2 separate regions of the Homo sapiens genome follow, and region 1 is linked to region 2. The links are chromatin loops, found by intact Hi-C in ENCODE. Cell type or tissue: sigmoid colon. All regions are shown on one strand.

Region 1 (8,000 bases), 190 kb after region 2:
CCTCCTTCTCTGTCTACAGCTATGTCATGCCCACCATCTCTGGTCTACAACCACTGTGAGCATGGCTGTCCCCGGCACTGTGATGGCAACGTGAGCTCCTGTGGGGACCATCCCTCCGAAGGCTGTTTCTGCCCTCCAGATAAAGTCATGTTGGAAGGCAGCTGTGTCCCTGAAGAGGCCTGCACTCAGTGCATTGGTGAGGATGGAGTCCAGCACCAGGTAGGAGCCTGGGCCTTTCACTTCCCATGGGGCTGCTTCCCTCTTGGGTCAAAAGGGAGATATGTTCACCAGTGATTGGCCTCTTCCAACTGTGGCAGCAGGGTTGACTCTTACGGGGATCATTAGGGATAGGGAGGCAGTATTGTGTAATGGCCTTGCATTCAGATAGCTCTTGGTTCAAATCCTGCGTCTGTCATGTATTATCTGTGGGATTAAACATCAAAGTGTTGTTACCACATTATTATTATGATTGTTATTACTATTGTCTTTATGATTATAGTCATTTAAGCAGAATGATACAGAAATCCAGGAGGGAAAGGGAAAAGAATATTTTGTGTCATAATGTCTGCCATTGTTAAGAGAGATTATGTACCTTGATTGTGCTAAACCCAATATATTCATTATCTTAGTGTTTTTCAAAGGTGTATTTTGCAGGGTATTAACAGTTACTTGTGGTCAAGTGAGTTTAAAGAACACCAGCTAACCATAGTTAAACAGGTTTCTTTATTGCAGAACTCTTTAGTCTTTTTAATATACTACTGTACCTTGCAGATATTTAAGAGAGTTTTTGTTTCTCAAACTTATTTGATCATGGAGCGTGTGTGTGCATGCGTGTGTGTGTGTGTGTGTGTGTGTGTGTGTGTGTGTGTGAGAATCCCTTGGGACTGGGATTCCACAGAATACATTATTGTATCCTGTGTCACTCATAAATACAAAAATCCTATGAAGAAACTAAGACCTAAAGAGCTCAGTAAGTTACCCATGGAAACAATTTATAAGTAATGGAGTTGATCTCAGAATTTGAAGCTCTATGTGACTCCAAAGATCTGGCTCTTTCCACTATATGAAATGGCCCTTTTGCTGCATCTTTTTTGGGCTGATTTGCTTGGGAGTCACTGAGTCATCAAAATTTTTTTTTTTTTTTTTTTTTTTTTTTTTTTTTTTTTTTTAGCTCTATGGGAGTTATTGAGTGTATTTTGAAAGCATATTTACCAGACTCCTCCGTCTTGGCCTAAAATGGCTGTCATCTCTCTTCAAAGTTGACCCCGTGTATATTTGTAGGATCTGGGGCAGTGTGTGTCTGTGCACATGTGAACGTGTACATGTGAATGTGTGCAGTGGCCCTGTCCTTCATGCTTGACAGTGATACTACAGACCGTGGTAGAGATAGAAGCATATTTGGCTTCTAGGAAAGGAGAATGTGTTTTGTGATCATGGACTGCACTCAAGACCTAATGTCTTCATCGCCAAGGAGGACCATTCTTGCTAAGTGGACCAAGTAGAGTGACTTACCACTATGTTCAACCACGAATAGGAGAACTCATGGTAAATGTAGCTAACCAGCCTGCAGAATAGTGAAAACAACATTTCAGTAACTACACTATTCTGTCCCTGATGTTATAAGCCAGGATAGGGACCATTTTATATGATTCTCCCCAAAGCTCTATAGGGTCATAATCGCACATCCTATTGAATGGATGAGACTGAGGCTCAATGGCATGAGGTGATAAAGCTGGGATTTATATTCATAACATCAGTCATCCTATAGTGTCCTAGCCCTGCCATTGACCTCACTGGAACTGTGAGCTGAACTCTGGGCTAACTCATGTTCATTGGAGCATGGGTATCCATTAGGGCTATTACTTATAGTCACTTATAGTGATCTCATCTGCTCTAGTTTAGTTGTTGGGCTTTGTCCTAGTGGATCCAATTTGTCCTCACCGTGGAATAGATGAGCTAAAGTCCTACTCTACTGCCATATTTCAACTTGCCAAGTTAAGTAATTGCCTGTTCTGTGATATTCCCTAAATGAGTTGACAAAACCTTATATTCCTCTCCTTGATTTGTATAGCTCCTGAGCTCCTGCAGGGCTTGAATGATGTGGACCAATTTACATATGGGGCTAGAAACCTGTGGTAATTTCAGACCGGTTTTACTAGTAGTGGCAAAATGCTTGCTCTCAGAAGGAGACAGAAATGATCTTTTCCTTGGCGTTCTGTGATGAGAAGTGAGCTCAAGTTTGCAGCATTTCTGGCTCATGAGTGTCAAATGTCTGCAAGGTCCTGAGAGCAGGAAGACTGTGAACTTTATCTTAGTGTCTCCAAACCCCTATCCTTTGCTTCTCCTTTCTGGTGCTATTTTCCCCTTTCACTGCCCGCCTCATCTTCAGTCCAACACATTAGAATATGCATTCAAGTTGTATAAAGTTTCCATCCAAATATTTTGGATGTAGAAACCGTCTTATAAATATATTTTAAAATCAGGTAAAATAAAATTAGTTAATTGAAAACTTTGAAAACAACACAGCCACTTTTAGTGATTTCAGAAAATACAGTTTAAATGAATGAAAACAAACATCATATCCAGCCACGTGCATTTTCAACTTTGACTTTCAAAGCAGAGAAAGAATAAAAACCTAATGTGAAGAACATTTCCATTAAAGAAACTTTTTTTTTTAAACTGAAAAATAAAGCCCAGAAAACCTTTTATTAAGGGAAATAAACTAGGGTATAAAACTATTGTAGTAATTTCAGAAGAGCAAAATATTCACTAGTTTTCATAGCTCTTGTTTATTTTACAAAACAGAGTCTAAAGAGGTGAGTCTTTGGAGTAGGATCAGAAGGGACCAAGAGCCTGCACAGGCTGTCCCTGGCTCAGTGGAGCTGCTGGTGGTGGTGGGTGCTGTAGTGACAGGCACAAGTTTAGCAGGAACCTTGTCCATGGCCCAGAAGCTCTGGCCCGTAGCCTCCTTCCCTCTCCCTTAGTCTCTGCTGTCCCTAGCTGGGCTCAGTGTTTGCATTTCATTTGCATCCCCCATCACATTGGCTGGTGGTGGGTGGTGCATGATGAATTGCTTGTGTCCTTCTTTGACCTTGGGCCTTGAAAATGTCAGTTTTCCCACCTTATTCTCTGCAGGCCGATCTTTTGTCACCTTCATTCAGACTTTAACTCCTGCTGGCTCTCATACCGGTTCTGGCCTGGTGATAGTCACGCCTGGGCCCTGGAACCTGGCGATTGCGACTGCCTGCCTGCAGTTGGCCTGGGCTTGTGCAGCAGTGCCATCTGCCGGCCGCGTTGCTGCATAGCCTGGCCAGGCCTGGAGAGCCACTACGGTTGCTTTTAGAAGCTTGGCCTTAGCTTGTTTTTTAAATTTTTAATTTTTATTCTTTTCCCTGCCTTGGGCAGGCCTTAAGCTTCCTGGGAAATGAAAATCCCCAGCGGAGGAGGTTGGACACCTGCTTTTGGTCATCTGTTGTGTGTTACCCATTCTCAGGATAGTTGGAAAATTGTGTGATTTATTCTTGAGTTTAAATATCTGAGGTCTGCGTTTAAAAGGAGAGAAAAAAGAACACTGAAACATATACAGAACATGACTCTCTCCTTCCGCATCCCCTCATGTCTGCCAATTCGACCCCCTGCCCCAGCCCTCCGAGGCCAGCGCCCTGGGCCCCTCCCTCCACCTTCCCAGCTGGAGTGGCAGCCGCTGTGTCTTTTCTGGTTTTTATTCCTAGTCCTTCCCTTTTCCGTCCTGCATGCTGTCGCCAGGGTTGTCTTTATTTAGCTCTTCTCTGTGAGGCAGGGCCTCCTCCATTGTCTTCAGCCACCTGCCTCACCTGTGATGCCGGGCACTGCGGGAGTGTTCCTTCGTCTGTGCCTTTGTTAGCTGTTTCCCACCTGGAATTCCTCCTCCTTTCCCCTTTGCCCAAGTCTTCCTGTGCTTCATAGGTGCACCCTTGTGAGACTCTCTGGAGTGCCCAATCTTAGTGGACTCTCCTTTTGCACTCTTACTGCTCTTTTATTTTTTATTTTTACAAATAGCTTTATTGAGATATAATTTACATGCCACAAACAGCACATATTTAAAGTGTACAATTTGATAGGTTTTGACATATGTACACACCTATAAAACCATTGACATAACCAAGATAATGAATTTCCATCCCCCAAAGGTTAGCTTATGCCCTTTTAAATATATCCCTCAACCCTAGACAACTACTGGTCTGCTTTCTGTCACTATAGATTCGTTTACATTTTCTGGAATTTCACATAAATGGAATCATGCCTACGCACTTCTTTTCTGCCTGGCTTCCTTCACCCAGCATAACGCTTTTGGGATTCATCCATGATGCTGTCTGTTTTGATAGTTTTCTCCTTCTCATTGCTAGGTGGTATTCCACGGTGTGTGTGTATCACAATTTATTTTTCTCATTCAGATTTTCACGAATGAGTCTTATTTCCTCAACCTGACTGTCAGCCATTCGAGGGCTAGGATGGTGTGTTCAGACCTGCCCACGATGGGCACTGTGTCTGTTGATGAGAAGCAGTTGTGCTGCAAGAGGCTAGGCCTGTGGTGTCTGGGGCCAGAATGCTAAGTTCGAAGCCTGGATGTGCCACTTGGTCAAATTTCTTAACTTCTTGGTGTCTCAGTTTCATTATTTGTAAATATAGATACTACTACTTATCTGGTAGTGTTATTATTAGGAAAATAAAGTACATAAATGTAAAACTCTTAGAAAAATATCTTGAACATATTTATTATTAGTTACCTGTGGGAGGCAGCAGAGCATGGTGGTTTAAAACCATGGATTTGGGCCGGGCATAGTGGCTCACACCTGTAATCCCAGCACTTTGGGAGGCTGAGGCAGGTGGATCACTTGAGGTCAGGAATTCGAGACCCAGCCTGGCCAACATGGTGAAATCCTGTCTCTACTAAAATACAAAAATTAGCTGGGTATGGTGGCACATGCCTATAGTCCCAACTATTTGGGAGGCTGAGGCAGGAGAATCACTTAAACTCGGGAGGCAGAGGTTGCAATGAGCCGAGATCATGCCACTGCACTGCAGTCTAGGCGAGAGAGTGCGACTCTGTCTCAAAACAAACAAACAAACAAACAAACAAAAACCAAAACATAAAATAACAAAGAAACAAACCATGGATTTGGATTCAAATCCTCACTCTGTCGCTGTGCCTGTGGGAACCTAGCAGGTGCCTTAGCTTTCTCATTGGAAAAGTGAGGGCAGTGGTAAAACATATCCTCACCGTAGGACTGCAGTGAGGATTACATGAGTGATTTAAATAAAGTCCTCAACACAGTGGCACACAGCAGGTGGCATCTGAATGTTAGCTGCTATCATTTATTGAGTGAGTGAAAGGTGTCAAGGGCAGGACCAGAGGGGTTAATCCTGAAGGAGGGCAGGGCACTTTGGGGGAAGGGGGCCTTACTTGTGGGTATTTGATCTTCCTTCTTAGCTGACTGATTGCTGACTGTGGAAGTAATAAGTAAGACCTTCTTGACCTGGGAACTTCTTAGAGGCCTTTGAGCTACTGGATAAGAATGTGTTTCTTCAGGGGCAATTTCACTTGAATTTAATTTTAAGTTTAAATTTAACTTTATGGCTGAATCCAGAGGGAGACTGAGTCCTGGCTCTGCTTCTTATTAGTGGAGCTCTTTGCTGTGTACCCTGTGCTAATCACAGTTTCTCACTCCTTACAACAGTCCTGCAAGGCAGGCTTGAGTACGCTCATTTTACAGGTGAGGAAACTGAGGCACAGCGGAATGCAGCCTTTGTTAGAGTTCAGGAGTTCCTGACTTCAAAGCCTTGTGCTGTGGGGCTGTGTGTACCTTCGAGAAGGCTGCTCTCTGCCCTGGGCCGTCTCCCATTTGAAAAATCAGAGAACTGCACTCAGGCCTCTAAAGTCACTGCGGGCATCAAGAATGTGATGCTTTCAAGAGTTTTGCTGTCCTCCCCACCGCTCTTCCTACCCTATTGTCTGAAGTCAATTTCAGAAATAAATGGATTTTTTTCCCCAAGCAACAACCCAATTTCTCCTTTGGCTTGAGAAATGACTAGCAGTGCGATCCAAGAACTCTCATTTTTCTTTCTTTGCTTGGTTTTAGCACTGCCAACAGAGAAGGCTGTAGTGAAAATTTCCGCATGTTAGTTTACAAAGCAATGTGGCAACCACCTTTCTGAAAGCCATTAGAACCTCACAACCTCCTTTCAGCCTGCTTTTGTTTGCCTGTGAGGCTCTGTCAGAGGGCTGGGTCAGGGACTGGCCCTTGCCGGAGGCAGGGAGAGCTGACCTCTGTGAATTCTGGGCTTCGTACCTAGAATGTCCTGTGCCCTTTCTGAACCTCGCTTTGCCCTCAGTTCCTGGAAGCCTGGGTCCCGGACCACCAGCCCTGTCAGATCTGCACATGCCTCAGCGGGCGGAAGGTCAACTGCACAACGCAGCCCTGCCCCACGGCCAAAGGTGAGAGTCCTCCCCTCCCTGGTGCCTTCATGGAGGAACAAGGGCCCCTGCAAGGCCCCCCAGCCACCCATCTTCACCTCTGGCAGAGCAGACTCAAACACTGGCACCTAGAGTCCTAGAGTGGGTGGGCTTCCTTGCCCAGCCTGCATTTCCCATCACTGGGCCTGGGAGCCCCATTCTGCACCTGGGGTCGACATTCTCAGATTAACCCTCGCCTCTGGTCCCCAGCAACGGTCAGACTTAAGAGTCCCCTGGAGGGTAAATGTGAGGGTGTCAACAGGAACATGGGGACACTCATCTGTCAGAGGTCCCGTGGCCTGGATCCTTGTGGGATGACCGTACAGAACTCCTACTAGTTTTCAGTGAGCAAGAACATTTCAAATCCCTCTGAGGCTGTCCCACCACTAATTTCTCTGACTTTTGTGGCCGTTCCTCTCCTCTAGCTCCCACGTGTGGCCTGTGTGAAGTAGCCCGCCTCCGCCAGAATGCAGACCAGTGCTGCCCCGAGTATGAGTGTGGTATGTGTCCCACCAGGGGGATGTCTCCAGGGCCCAACCCTAGCCCCAGGGGGCACCACGTTGAAGGTGCTGAAAGGTGTCTCTGTTCTCAGGCACAGGGTGTGTGAAAGGAGGTGGGTAAGGACCGACTGGATACTCCAAAAAAGTGGAAAGGGTTACCTCTGGAGAATAGGATTTGCTTCCTAGAAGAATCTACTGTAAATTACTAAACACAGGTTTGACAGGATTAATACAAGAATGGGGTGATTACTGGGGACTATGGAGATATACTGAAGAAAAGGTCATGCCAAAGCAACCCATTTTCATTTTCAATAAGATTTTGAGGCTGCTAGATATAGAGAAGACCACACACTGGGCACCTTGAGTTCAGCAGGTTGTTTGCTAGAGGTTTTCATGCTAGCCTTGCAGGCTGCTCTGTGAATAGTGGGCTGAATAATGGTATAAGTCCGTGAATTCAGAGCTGATGGAATTACGGTTAGCATGGCAGGAAATCATTAGTGCCTTTGTCCCAGTCCTGTCCAGTGTGTTTATTGCTTGTACAGATGAAGACCTAAAGCACAGGCTTGTACAATTTGCAGTGATGCAGATATTGAAGGGAGAGCAGATAGATCAGGGGACAGTCCAAGGAACTAAAAGAAAATCATATAATCGGAGAAACTTATTTGTACTCATGAAATTGATCAGAAATAAATAGAAGTCCTGTAGGGGAGGGAGATGTGGCTTGAGAACAATTAATGTAAAGGAGGTCTTAGAATGTTAGCAGTAGAGAGAACTAGAGGGATCATTTACTTCAAGCCCCTCATTTTATAGACATTACTAGTCTCCTACAATGTGCCGGGCACTTTGCCCTTATTATTTTGTGAACTCCTCAGACTGATCCTATAAGGTAGAGTTCCCACCTTCCAGAAGAAGAAACAGGTCTAGAGGATCCAAGTTGACTTGGCTGAGATGTGAAAGCCCTAGTGGATGATAAGAATAATCAGTATGTGACTTGGATTGATCTATCT
Region 2 (8,000 bases):
CTGCAGAACTCCTCTCTTAAATTAGGGATAATGTTGGGAACTTGGTAGGATTGGGGTTTTGGGATCTGGCTGTTAACAATATTAATTGACACTCCCTTTTCCATACCCAGGATCTCATTTGATGCTGCTTCGGTTTTTATTGTGCCCTTCTTTATGCAAATACAAGCAAACACTAATAGATGTTATTCGCCATTCCACCTCTCCCAGCCGTGGTTACTAGAGGGAATGTGTTTAGAGGTGGCTCTCACAGGACTGTGCAGGTGGCTGGTGGCAGAGCTAGAGTAGGACTTGGACCTCCCGACTTCCAGTTTAGCCAACCCCTCCCCCGTCCTGCACATTCTGCGCATCTCCATTTTTCCCGGTTGTCCAATCTGGGCACGCTTTGGTTTAACACCTGGGTCTAGGAGTGTGATATGGCTCTGATGGAGGGATGGTGGGTTTCCTGTGGCTCTCCCACCCTACCCACATAGAGTGACTGCAGCACTCTTGACTTTGGGGACTTTCCTCAGGGCTAAATTGTATCGCTGGCATTCCCACCACTTCCCCACCCACCTCCAAGCAGGCCAGGAAGCCAGAATGTCAGAGCCTAGACTCCCCAAGTCTGTTCACCACGTGTAGCTTTGGTGGGGCCTTCTGCCTCCCATCCGCTCCAGCCCAGAGCTCCACTGAGGCTTCCCCTCACCCACCACTTTTTGGGACCCCTTGGGAGCCTTATCTCCATGAAGCATTAGATTTTTATTTTAAATTTCATTTAAAAATAGATCATTTGTTTATATAACTGAAAAATAAAGATACAAGAGAGGGAAACGTGTTTCTCCTGGAAACTGTTAATCTGTAACAGAGATTTAGGAGTTCTGTCCACCAAGGGCAACGTGTGGGCCTGATTCTTGAATCCTGATGCAGACAGACCAGTTATTAAAAAAAAGGTTTTGTAGGCAGTTAGGGAAATTTAAATATGGACTAAGGACTAGATGATGTTAAGGAAATATTGTTAACTTTCTTACGTGTGATGATGGCATTGTGGTTATGTGTTTTTTGTTTTTGTTTTTTTTTCTCTCTGAGACGGAGTCTCGCTCTGTCGCCCAGGCTGGAGTGCAGTGGCGCGATCTCGGCACACTGCAAGCTCCGCCTCCCGGGTTCACGCCATTCTCCTGCCTCAGCCTCCCCAGTAGCTGGGACTACAGGCGCCCGCCACTACGCCCAGCTAATTTTTTTGTATTTTTAGTAGAGACAGGGTTTCACCGTGTTAGCCAGGATGGTCTCGATCTCCTGACCTCGTGATCCGCCCGCCTCGGCCCCCCAAAGTGCTGGGATTACAGGCATGAGCCACTGCGCCCGGCCATGGTTATGTTTCTGAGAAAACCGTATCTCTTAGAGATACACGCTGCAGTTTTTATGGGTAGAATGATATGATGTCTGGGATTTGCTTTAAATTGTTCAGTCCCCTTCCCAAAAAGTGGAGAGATAAAATGCAATAAGAATGCAAAATCGTTGATGCTGAGCGATGAGTATATGGGATTCATTATACTGTTCTCTCTACTTTTGCGTGTGTTTGAACACTTGCATAACGACAGCAAAAATCTCCATCCAGTCTTGTCCCCATCAGGCTAGCTCTTCCCCAATACTGGTTCCTTAATGTATCCTTCATTATGCAAATACTAGTATATATTGTTATTCTCCCCATTTAAGAATTTTTTAACACCAGAAGAAGCACCTTGCTACTGATTCGGCACCTTGCTCTTTTCTCTCTCTCTCTCTTTTTTTTTTTTTTTTTAGTAGAGTTTTGTTTGTTTGTTTTTAGTAGAGACGGGGTTTCACTGTGTTAACCAGGATGGTCTCGATCTCCTGACCTTGTGATCCACCCGCCTTGGCCTCCCAAAGTGCTGGGATTACAGGCGTGAGCCACCACACCCAGCCAATTTTTTTGTATTTTTAGTAGAGATGGGGTTTTGCCATGTTGGCCAGGCTGGTCTTGAACTCCTGACCTCAGGTGATCCGCCCGCCTCAGCCTTCCAAAGTGCTGAGATTACAGGTGTGAGCCACCGCGCCTGGCCTCTTTTCTCTCCTTTTTATATGGCTGGCAGGATAATGGCCCCCACAAAGGTGACCACACCTTAATCCCTGCCAGGTGTGCATGTTACCTTACTTGGCAAAAAGAACTTTGCAGATGTGATTAAGGACTTTGAGATGGGGAGAGTATCCTGAATTATCCAAGTGGGCTCAATCTAATCCTATGGATCCTTAAAGTCAGATAATCTTTCCTGGCTGTGGTCAGAGGGAACTGGGACAAAGGGTTAGAGAGACATGACAATGGTGGCTTTGCAGACAGAGGAGGGGCCAGGAGCCAAGGAATGCAGGCAGCCTCTAGAAGCTGGGAAAGGCAAGGAAAGGGATTCTCCCCTGCAGCCTCCAGAGGGGAACACAGCCCTGCCCACACTGAGATTTTAGCCCAGTGAGACCCACATGTCAGACTGCTGACCTCCAGAAGTGTGCAATAAATATGTGTTAAACTTGTGATAATATGCTATAGCAACAATAGAAAACAACGGCATGATATCTCGGAGAGATTTCCGTATCAGTGCAGAAATTGAAGCAGCATCAGTTCCTTATGGTTCTACACGGGGTCTGGAGTCCAACAGATCTGGGCTTGAGTCCAGGCTCTGCCACACACTAGTTATATAATTCTGGGCAAGTTACATCACCTCTCTGAGCCTGCCTCCTCATCTGTAAAAGGGGAATACTAAGAGCTCCTGCTTCATAGTGTTGTTCTAGGATTAAATCATACAGTGCATACAAAACACTTAGCCTGGCACATAGAGAATGCTCACGAAAGAACAGCTGGTAATATGAGTTACATAACTGTGATGATTACAACAAGGAGTGTTCCCTGAGTTCTCCTGGCCTCACTGTCCTCTCTTCTGACTCCTTGCAGACTGAGAACGCAGCACATAAATGAGCCCTTGGTTTCTGCGGTACACACCCTCTCTCGTCTTGTGTGCTTGGTTCCGTCTGTGTGCAGCCCTGTCTCCTAGACTGTGGTCAGCAGGACCCTGTTTCCAATGTCCTGGGGCTGGTCATTAGGATTGCACACCGCCCGAGGGGTTGCTCTATTAACAGACGGCTTCTGGGAGTGGCTGGACATCACTGTGCCCTCACTCTTTCCAAAGTTGAGGTTCCCTGCTTCCCACGCTAAAGGCACGTCATGGGTCCAGTGGACCCTGGCATCCTCCCACACAGCATTGATTCAGAGTGGTGGTGACCTTCAGAGTCCCTCCCAATGTCCCCAACAGCCAGCTTTTGCATGAGCTTACCCCTCCTGAGGCAGGCCACTCCACTCTTGTGCAGTCTGGTTATTGGAAAGTTTCCCTCCCTTCCCATAACCTTTGTCCATGTCCTGCCCTCTGAAGCCACATGGGATGAGTCTGCCACCCCTTCCTAGTAGCAGCCCTTTGGCCTTCCAGAGGAGACTTGCAGGGGCCTGTCCCAGCCCTGCCTCTTTGTGGCTGGGTGGCCCCAGGGTTACAAGAGTTTTTGGTTTGTTGGTTGGTTTGTTTTTGAGACAGAGTTTCACTCTTATTGACCAGGCTGGAGTGCAGTGGCGCAATCTCGGCTCACTGCAACCTCTGCCTTCCGGTTTCAAGCGATTCTCCTGCCTCAGCCTCCTGAGTAGCTGGGATTACAGGTGCCCACCATCACGTCCGGCTAATTTTTGTATTTTTAGTAGAGACAGGGTTTCATCATGTTGGCCAGGTTGGTCTTCAACTCCTGGCCTTGTGATCTGCCTGCCTTGGCCTCCCAAAGTGCTGGGATTACAGGCGTGATCCACCGCGCCCGGCCCATGAGTCTTTTTTGAACGCTGTTTTCACAATCTGCAAAAAGGGAAGGAAAACGCCTACCTGTCTGGATCATCATGGGAGCCCGGAGAAGGCATCCTGCACTTGTGAATGCCCCACACATGTTGCTTCCCTTCTCTCTGCTCCAGGCCACGCCCTCTGGATCCCTTAACTGCTCCTTATAGGGGAGGTTTGGAGGCTGCCCCAATGCTCTGTGCTGTTTCAGATATGCAGGAGGACCCACATCTGGCCTCACGAGATGGGCAGCCCGTGACCGCCTGGAGGCTTTTTCTGCTGCGAGTTGGGATGGCCTTCGCCCTCAGTCCTTCCCCCGCCCATCCTGGGGCCTCCCACCCAGGCCTGGCCTTCCCTCCTACTGTTCTGGTCACACTGCGCCTGGTTCAGCTGAAACCACACTCTTCCCACCACGCAAACCCCACAGATGCTAGCGCTCTTGCTGGGCACAGAAATACTGTGTTATTTTTAGTTCTGGACCTGGTCCAGCACACGGCACCCCTCCCTACGTAAACATGCCTGGATCTGCAAGTTGTTTTCCCAAATCCTTAGAGCCGCGAGAGCGCACTCACTCACGACAATTGCATGAGCTCTGCTCACATTTCTCCCCGCAGCCACCCTGTTGCCTCTGTGACTCGTGTGCCAGCCTGTACACACGTGTTTCTGCCACACTCTCTGAAGGGTCTCCCCAACTCCTCCTCCATCCCCTGTCCCCATCCCCTGTCCCTTCCTCCAGCGGAGGAACTGTCCCAGGAAAACCAAGCTGCGGGGAAGCTGGCAGAAGGAAGACATTATCTGCTTCTTGGCCTGTGAGGCCAGCTGGGGAAGATGTGTTTCTGCACCTCACAACACACACCCTGCCAGGCCAGCCTGCCTTCTGAGGCAAAAGCCGTTAACCTCTCTCAATTTAAACTTAAGATGAACAAGCAAACAAGCGACTCCTTCTGGGACAAAGAGTCTTCAACCAACCCAGACAGAAAACCAGGTTTCTCGACTGGGACCTGCTGGCTTCCCCATGCCCTGCAAAGCACCTCTGTCTCTCCAGGCCAGCTGGGTTCACGCGTCTTCCGCGTGAATTCACTGTCAAGATGGCTCCTTCCTGGGACTGCCCCACTTCTAATCCTGGACTAGACGTTCCTTGAGGGCATGGGATGTTTTGCTTTTATTCCCTCTTTTACCCCCAGTTTCTTGGGGGTAAAACCCAAACTCATTAAAGCCTAAAACCCAGTGTCTCCACCATATAGTGCACCTGCCACTGCCATTTCCCAACACACACACACACACACACACACACACACACACAGACACACAGACACATATATAGATACACACACACGTACAGACACACACACATAGAGACACATAGACACATCATACAGACACATGCACATACAGACACATACACATATAGATACACACACACACACATATAGGTACACACATACAGACACACACCCAGGAACATAGACACACACACAGACACACACACATAAAGACACACAGACATCATACAGACACATACACATACAGACACACACATACACACATAGATACACACAGACACACACATAAAGACACACAGACATCATACAGACACATACACATACAGACACACACATATAGATACACAGACACACACACATAAAGACACACAGACATCATACAGACACATACTCATACAGACACACACATATAGATACACACACACACACACACACACACACACACACACACACAGACCCTGGACTCGTGGGTGTTTCTTGGAAAGGATGGGGGCACTCCCGCTCTCGCCTGAGCCCTTGCTGCTTCCTCAGCCTGGATCCTCTCCCCCAGGATCCACATGGCTGGTTCTGTCCAATCCTTTGGGCCTCTGCTCCCAGGCACCCTTGTCAGAGGTGGCTCACGCAGCCCAGCCCACCGGGGCCTTCCCTATCCCCTCCCCTGCTGCTGTGCCTCCTTGGCCCTCATCGCCATCTGACAGTGTGCACTCGACTGTTGTGGCCTTTCGTCTGCCTCCTTCACTTGAATGGGAGCCTCCTGGGGCAGGGGCTGCTCCTTTTGCTGCTGTTGCATCTCCAGGCCTGCAGCCAGGCCTGCCCCGCAGTGGGTGTCAACACGCTCTGTGGAACGAGGGACGGAATGAGGGACGTGAGTGATCTGTGTGGATGGAGGAGTGACTTGCAATGGAAGCCTGCCAGCCAAGACAGCTGGGCCCCTGGGTAAGTGGGCACGGTCAGGGGAGGGTGGGGCATACGTGGCTGCCCATCAGCCAGGCAGGACACACCGAGTGGTGCCGGGAGGGCTGGTGTGCGGGGGCTCCCCAGGAGGCTGTGCCAGGCCCGGCCAGAGGTGAGGGTCCCTGGCTCATCGGCCTGAATTCCTGCCCTTCCTTTTCCTGTCCAGTGAGTCAGCCGGGCTGGGGAAGCACGCCAGGGAAGTGGCTCCTGTAGGGAGTACAGAGGGGTTAAGGGTCAACAAAACAAGAACTTGCTCATCACCCCTCCCATGCTGCCTGTCAGGGTGGCTTTTTCTGTTCCTCCCATCTCTGTCTCGGTCACGGCACACCTGTTGTGTTGTGTCCCCCCAGATTCCTATGTTGAGGTCCTCATCCCCGGTGCCTCAGAATGTGAACTTAGTTGGTGATAGGGTTGCTGCAGAGGGAATTAGTTAAATTAAAATGAGGTTGGACTAGAGGAGAGTGGGCCCCTAGCCCTCTATGATTGGGATCCTTTATAAAATAGTGCCATGTGAACATGGATGAAAACGGAAGGCATTGTGCTCAGTGAAATAAGCCAGTCACATCAGGACAAACTGTGTGATTCCATGAAGGAGCTGCCTAGAATAGTGAAATTCATAAACAGATGGTAGAATAGATGTGAGCAGGGGCTGGGAAATGGGGTATGGAGAGTCAGTGTTGAATGGATGTGGAGTTTCCGTTTGGGATGATGAGAAAGTTCTGGAGATGGAACGTGACACAACATTGTGGATACACTCAAGGCCACTGAACTACTTAAAAATGGTAACTTTTAACACACACGTGAATGCCATGTGTAGAGGGACACATACAAAGGGAAGCTGATTGAAGACAGGGAGAATGCCATCCACAAGCCAGGAATGCCAAAGACTGCAGCAAACCCCTAGATGCCAGCGGAGAGGCATGGGACGGACCCCCTCACAGTGCTCAGAAGGAGCCTGGAGGCTTCTGGCTTCCAGAGCTGTGAGACAGTACATTTCTGCTGTGTAAGCCCCCTAGTCTGTGGCATTCTGTTACTGCAGCCCCAGAAAATGAATACAATGCATCTCTGTGGCTCATTGGTGCCTCCTCTCCAGGCCCTCTGGTTTCTGGAATGCAGGGAAGAGTGGGGAGGGGCTGGCCTGTGACGCCTCTTTCTGCTTTTGCCTTTTTCCCTTCGTTTGTTCTTGGTTGCTCCTTCCCTCCATGGCCTCCTTTTCCTTCTGTCTTCCCTATAGCCTCGTCACACTTGTTATTACTTGCTCAATGTGTCTCTCCTGCTGGACTGGAAGTCCGGGAAGCCAGTCCTGGGCCCTTGGGAGCACTCAATACCTACGGGTAAATGAATGGATGGGGAAGGAAGGAGGAGGGAAGGAGTGGCTGGCCCTGGGGCCTGCTCAGAGACGTTTTGACAAATTGCCTGTTCTTGGAATAGCCAGGGGCAGTTGCAGCCTCTGACCAGCCTCTGACCAGGATGAGCAGTGTGGCGTCTCCTGGATGAGACGGCTCCCACTGCAGAAAGTCTGGCTGGGGCTGCTTCAGGCAACCCTGGTTCTGTGGGGTCAGGGCAGGCATTCTGGGGGATAAAGCCTTTTCCTCAGGTCCCCTGAGTCAAACCTGGTACCGTCCAGCAATAGAAAGGCCAAGGAGAAAGGTTCCCTTGTTGTATAAGGCAGAGCCTGGAACTGGATGGGGAGAGGAGAGTATGGAGTGAATATGGGGCACACATTCCTCTTTCTCTTTATTCCTGCCCCATGACGCTTCTCCATTGTGAGAGTGGGGGAAAAAAGGAATGGGAAACAAAGACACAAAAGTCTTCTCTTTTATTCATTGGTTGATTCAATAAATATTTATGGGCTGACTATGTGTCTAGTACCATTAGGCCGAGGATGGAGAGATGAATAGACCCAGTCTCAGAC

What was found. Hi-C counts contacts between places; a loop is a spot of excess contacts. Peaks named below come from ENCODE experiments on the same cell type or tissue, not always from the same donor. Only the 100,000 strongest peaks of a DNase experiment are listed, where the experiment ranks them.
Region 1: it touches region 2 in a loop (5-fold over the local background); 7 of 110 quality-filtered maps call a loop at or near these places.

Annotation. Positions count from the first base shown.
Region 1 is chr12:5,984,038-5,992,037 of GRCh38, reverse strand. It overlaps VWF (von Willebrand factor), which reads left to right. Exons shown (of 52, transcript NM_000552.5): 38 at 20-219; 39 at 6,373-6,475; 40 at 6,919-6,993. Among named protein-coding and RNA genes, the nearest start is that of ANO2, 43 kb to the right of the region's middle. In sigmoid colon, CTCF peaks have their summits at 3,072 and 3,280 (motif pointing left); a DNase peak (open chromatin) is centred at 3,257.
Region 2 is chr12:6,178,666-6,186,665 of GRCh38, reverse strand. It overlaps LOC105369623 (a long non-coding RNA gene), which reads left to right and starts at 5,635. Exons shown (of 3, transcript XR_931588.3): 1 at 5,635-6,067. RefSeq lists enhancers at 3,330-3,509, 5,968-6,538. In sigmoid colon, no CTCF peak of the experiment used is centred here; DNase peaks (open chromatin) are centred at 2,665, 4,165 and 6,165; H3K27ac peaks cover 4,038 bases.